2 separate regions of the Homo sapiens genome follow, and region 1 is linked to region 2. Evidence: read pairs that join two places in POLR2A ChIA-PET (ENCODE). Cell type or tissue: endothelial cell of umbilical vein. All regions are shown on one strand. Each heading gives the region's core, and the rest is flanking DNA. Links, peaks and the distances in the headings are about the cores only.

The links. Peaks named below come from ENCODE experiments on the same cell type or tissue, not always from the same donor. Only the 100,000 strongest peaks of a DNase experiment are listed, where the experiment ranks them.
Region 1: POLR2A ChIA-PET joins it to region 2 with 5 read pairs; 3 of 35 experiments call an interaction of 5 or more read pairs at or near these places.

The regions. Positions count from the first base shown.
Region 1 is chr17:68,052,288-68,055,103 of GRCh38, forward strand. No RefSeq gene overlaps it. Among named protein-coding and RNA genes, the nearest start is that of KPNA2, 18 kb to the left of the region's middle. In endothelial cell of umbilical vein, for the core only: no CTCF peak of the experiment used is centred there; DNase peaks (open chromatin) are centred at 1,444, 1,864 and 2,344; H3K27ac peaks cover 2,235 bases.
Region 2 is chr17:67,919,421-67,922,236 of GRCh38, forward strand. It overlaps BPTF (bromodomain PHD finger transcription factor), which reads left to right. Exons shown (of 28, transcript NM_182641.4): 13 at 595-723. Among named protein-coding and RNA genes, the nearest start is that of C17orf58, 76 kb to the right of the region's middle. In endothelial cell of umbilical vein, for the core only: no CTCF peak of the experiment used is centred there; no DNase peak of the experiment used is centred there.

The DNA.
Region 1 (2,816 bases), core at 143-2,642, 130 kb after region 2:
CCTGTGACCCCGCTGTGGGATCCACTGGGTGAAGCCAGCTGGGCTCCTGAGTCTGGTGGGGACGTGGAGAGTCTTTATGTCTAGCTCAGGGATTGTAAATACACCAATCAGCACCCTGTGTTTAGCTCAAGGTTTGTGAATGCACCAATGGACACTCTGTATCTAGCTGCTCCGGTGGGGCCTTGGAGAACCTGTGTGTCGAATCTCTGTATCTAACTAATCTGATGGGGATGTGGAGAACCTTTCTATCTAGCTCAGGGATTGTAAACGCACCAATCAGCGCCCTGACAAAACAGGCCACTCGGCTCTACCAATCAGCGGGATGTGGGTGGGGCCAGATAAGAGAATAAAAGCAGGCTGCCCGAGCCAGCATTGCCAACCTGCTGAGGTCCTCTTACGCGCCATGGAAGCTTTGTTCTTTTGCTTTTTGCCATAAATCTTACTACTGCTTAGTTTTTGTGTCTACGGTGTTTTTAAAAGCTGTAACACTCGCCGAGAAGGTCTGCAACTTTCACTCCTGAGCCCAGCGAGACCACAAGGCCGTCGGGAGGAATGAACAACTCCAGATGCGCTGCCGTAAGAACTGTTAACACTCACCGTGAAGGTCTGTAGCTTCACTTCTGAGCCAGCGTAGACCATGAACCCACCAGAAGGAAGAAACTCCCAACACATCTGAACATCAGACAGGACAGACTCCAGACACGCCTCTTTAAGAGCTGTAACACTCACAGCGAGGGTTTGCAGCTTCGTTCTTGAAGTCAGTGAGACCAGGAACCCACCAGTTCTGGACACGTGCCCACCGTGGCCTCAAAGTGCTGGGATTACAGGCATGAGCCACTGCACCCTGTCGCTTTTTTTTAAATGTCACTCCCTGATCCTAAGTAGTGTAAGACCTCAGATGAACGAATGTAACTGCCATTGACTAAAGAACTCTAGTTGGACAGGCGTTTTAGCTGTTGTCCTTAAAAGATGGCCTTTGGTTGACATTCGTTCCAAAAGCATGATGAAACACTGAAAACTTGTGTGGTTCCTTTGTCCCAGGAAAGGGAAGATGGCAAGGGCTTATATCTCGTTTGGCAAGGAGTTCACAGTTTCCCTGCAAGCCCCAGAAGGTGGGTGGTAACAATGGGATGTGTTTGGCTCCTCATCCTCCTGCTGACAGCCAGGTCTCAGAGAGGCAAGTCCCACACTTCCCAAGCTCTGGATCCGAGCTTCGCTGCCGCAGAAGGAAAGTCTAACTAGTTAGGAAGCACAGAACTTGCCTGGCCTTCACCAGCATAATCAGATCTGTCATTCTCTTCAGGAACTGGCTCTGCTCTAGGCCTTGTTCTTTGCTCTGGAGGTAACAATTGCCATTTTTCTTTGGTATTTCTGCTGTAGTGATCATACTTGCCCTTCTCATAGGAAATCATGGGAATCAGCCCCAGTCACAGCTGGCTCCCAGATGGCTCTTGATCCTGTGACCCCACCAACATTCCAATGCGATTTGCTTGGGAGGTTCAAACTTGGCTTGCTGGGGCACCATTCTTCTGGAACCCCACCCTGGGAGATTTATAGGCAGGCCTTGGAGAGAACAAATCTCTAGAGGTGGGATGGGGCCAAGCAGTTTCCTTGTGTTGCATGTTCTAGAATTCTGCCTAAAACAAAAGAGGCTGACCTCATTCTTGCCCCACCCGAAGATTGAGCGGGAATAACTAACTAGCAAGCTATTACTGACATTGCTAAATTACCTAACAAAGTTCTTTCTGTCTCTGTCTCTGTCTCTCTTGATATATACTAATATATGTGTATGTATACTATATATATAAGAGAATTCTTCATATATATGTGCATACATAAGAGGAATTCTCTTCCAGTGTGTGTTCTTGCAGTAGGATGCTAAGTTTGACATAAAAATGATCTAAGAAGATTGTATTCTCCAGGTCCCAGGCTGAGAGTATCCAACCTGTTCAGGTAGAAATGGCCAGTAGAGCTCAGATAGTTTCTCATTACAAAGAAATTCTTTGGTGTCCATTTCCTGGAGATACTGTGGAGGATGCTAGCAGGTTTCTAACATACTTCAGCTGTTCAGGAAATACTTTAAATAATTTCCTGCTGTAGAGAGTAGGAGGAGGGCCTGAAACTTGGAATGCATTACTCTCTTTATGGTCTCAAATGTGGTTCACAAGGACCCTTCGCTGTTCACACACACGCTCCGAGGCGTTCTTTTCTGCCTCTACCAGCCTTTTTATGTGGGAATGTTCGTTTTCTAAGTGTGGCGAGAATCCTACTAACTTGGACTTCCCATAGCATGCTGGCCTGAGCTTCCTAAGGAACTCTACAAACATGAGCTAATTAAGCTTGGAAAGCCCCATGCCAGTCCTCCCGGCTATTATTGAAATGAGGCCAGCTCTGAGGTGGACCAGCTGCAGTTTTTGCCCGGCAGCAACAATTCAAACAGTGGAGAGGAAGGGAAGCTGGCTGCCTAACGCAATTGAAACTGCAAGGGAGAAGCAAGTTAGGCAACACGTAATTCATTGCCTCCTTGGTTTGCTTCAGCGTAACAGTGGGGCTCAGATACTGGCATTTTAACTGGGTCAGTTAGGCCTTTGTCCAGGATTTCAGGCAATGGCCCAAAAATGGACAAGTCTAAGATTTTGCTTTTTTTTTTTTTTTTTAATTGAGGTGGAGTTTTGCCTTTGTTGCCCAGGCTGGGTGCAATGGCGCCATCTCAGCTCACTGCAACCTCCACCTCCCAGGTTCAAGTGATTCTCCTGCCTCAGCCTCCCAAGTAGCTGGGATTACAGGCACGTGCCACCACACCCAGCTAATTTTGT
Region 2 (2,816 bases), core at 242-2,741:
GTCCCTGCCACTTGGGAGGCTGGGGCCAGGAGGATTGCTTGAGCCAGGAGTTCAAGGTTGCAGTGACTGTGGTCCACTAATGTCTTCCAGTCTGGATAACAGAGCAAAACCCTGTCTCTTAAAAAAAATTTTTTTTTCACATACAGCTTTGTTGAAGTTTGGCACATGCTATAAAATCCCAGGGGCCAGAAGGGAAGGTTCAGATTATAAAGTGAGTCACTTATGTGTGAACCAGTCTACATTTTTTAAAAGATATTTATGATTGTTTAATTAAAAATTTAAACTAAGACTTCTGGAGGCCTGTGCTTGCTGCTTCTGTCCTAGGCTTTTTATTATTTTGATTGAGTATTGCCACCAGGAGCTCAGCTATACCCAGCAGCATTTTGTTTCGTTTAGGAATTTGCAGCGAGGAAGAAGCTCAGTATTGTTGCAGTCTAGCAGTGATCCTGCTAGATGTTAGTGATCCTGTTAATTAAGTCAGGTGTTTCCAAAAGTTTATTCCACGTGTGTCTCTTTTTGAAAGCACCAGATGTACCTTTTTAGTCTCTGAGTATTTCAGTTGGTTATTAATACTATTGAATTAAATCACCATAGAAACATCCGAAACTGAAATCACAACAACAGAAATAATTAAGAGGAGAGATGTTGGTCCTTATGGCATTCGATCTGAATATTGTATCAGGAAAATCATTTGTCCCATTGGAGTTCCAGAAACACCAAAAGGTAAGAAATAGAATTCTATTCTTTCATGATTAACCTGTTAACCATGTATTTTATGAATTGAAATTTGATATAATTTTTTCTTCTCTGTTCACCTTTTAAAAAAGACATATTTTACAACTACCAAATTTTGAAAATGATATTAAAGTAATAAACATATCAAGATTCTGGTAGACACACATCGATGCCTATAAGCCTTGTTCTAAGCACAGCAAAGGGCTATAATAATACCTCTTGTAATTAAGATGTGAGACATTGATTGACCCCAGACCAGCAGCTCCTGGAGAGCAGCCATCTCGTCTGTCTGGTTTATTGAAGTCACGGCAGCTAGTACCGAGTCTGATATGTAAGTGGGTCAATAAAGGTTTCTTAAGGATTAAAACTACTGTGAAATACTTCAGTGCTCAAGGTAGAGATAATCCAAGAGGCATAAAGAGTTACTCAAAAAATGTTTATAGAGCACCAGTACAATAGGCACTGGGTGGCAAATACATAGAAGAATGATATTTGGCCCCTAATCTCAAGGAAGCAAAGTAAAGCTTATAGTATTATAATATCAGTGTTATATGTGTTGCAGTAAGCTAAGAGAGTAATATTGGAAAAGAAGATTAACACTAATTTATAGATAATTATGAATGTCTACTTAGAAAATTCATGAGAATTAAAAGTATTAGCACTAATAGGAGTTCATTGTAGTATCCAGATTGAAAATATATAAATTCCATTTTATTTTATATAAACAATAAAAATATTTAGGAAAAAACCTAGTAAGAAATATATAAAAGGCCAGGTACAGTGGCTCACACCTGTAATTCCAGGACTTTGGGAGGCCGAGACAGGTGGATTACTTGAGTCCAGGAGTTCGAGCCCAGCCTAGACAATGTAGTGAAACCCTATCCCTACAAAACATACAAAAATTACAAAAATATTGGTAATGTGCATGCCTGTAATCCCAGCTACTCAGGAGGCTGAGGCCCGAGAATTGCTTGAGCCTGGGAAGTGGAGGTTGCAGTGAGCTGAGATCACACCACTGCACTCCAGTCTGGGTAACAGATTGAGAATCCGTGTCAAAAAAAAAAAAAAAAAAAAAAAAAAGAAATACAGGCCAGGCATGTGGCTCAAGCCTGTAGTCCCAGCACTTTGGGAGGCCGAGGCGGGCAGATCACTTGAGATCAGGAGTTTGAGACCAGCCTGGCCAACATAGCAAAACCCCATCTCTACTAAAAATACAAAAAATTAGCCAGGTGTGGTGGTACACACGTGTAGTCCCAGCTACTTGGGAGGGTGAGGCGGGAGAATCACTTATACCCAGGGGGCAGAAGTTGCAGTGAGCCAAGATTGTGCCACTGCATTCTAGCATGGGCAACAGAGTGAGACTCCATTTCCAAGTAAATAAATAAATAAATAAATAAATAAAAAGATAATGTCCTTAGATAGAAACGTAGTGTTTTTATAAAAGTTAGTTCTCCCCAAATGTATACAATTAATTTTTGAAACTTGATTAAATTAACTTGGGAGTTCTTCTTGGAGAATAACCTTTTTGAAAAGAGTACCAATGAAGTAATACCTGTTCCTAGTAGATGATAAATTTTAGCTTACTTAAAACAGCGGCCAGGTGCGGTGGCTTCCGCCTGTAATTCCAGCGCTTTGGGAGGCCAAGGCGGGTGGGTCATTTGAGGTCAGGAGTTCAAGACCAGCCTGGCCAACATGTTGAAACCCTGTCTCTTCTAAAAATACAGAAATTAGCGGGACATGGTATTACACACCTGTAGTCCCAGCTACTCGGGAGGCCGAGGCACGAGAATTGGTAAACCCAGGATGGGGGTGTTGCAGTGAGCCGAGATCACACCACTGTACTCCAGCCTGGGCAACAGAGCAAGACTCTGTCTCCAAAAAAAAAACAAAATCACAAGGTCGTCCTGGCACAGAAACAGCTCTGTTGATGGGCAGAGACACAGATGGGAGATGTACCTGGCAGGCCTTCAGTCTCCTTGACCCCACAGCCTTTGATGCAAACCACTGCAGTCCCCTAAAATCACTTCTCTTTGGCTTGTATCCCTTTGTACAATTCAGGTCCTGCTTTCATTTCTGTTTCC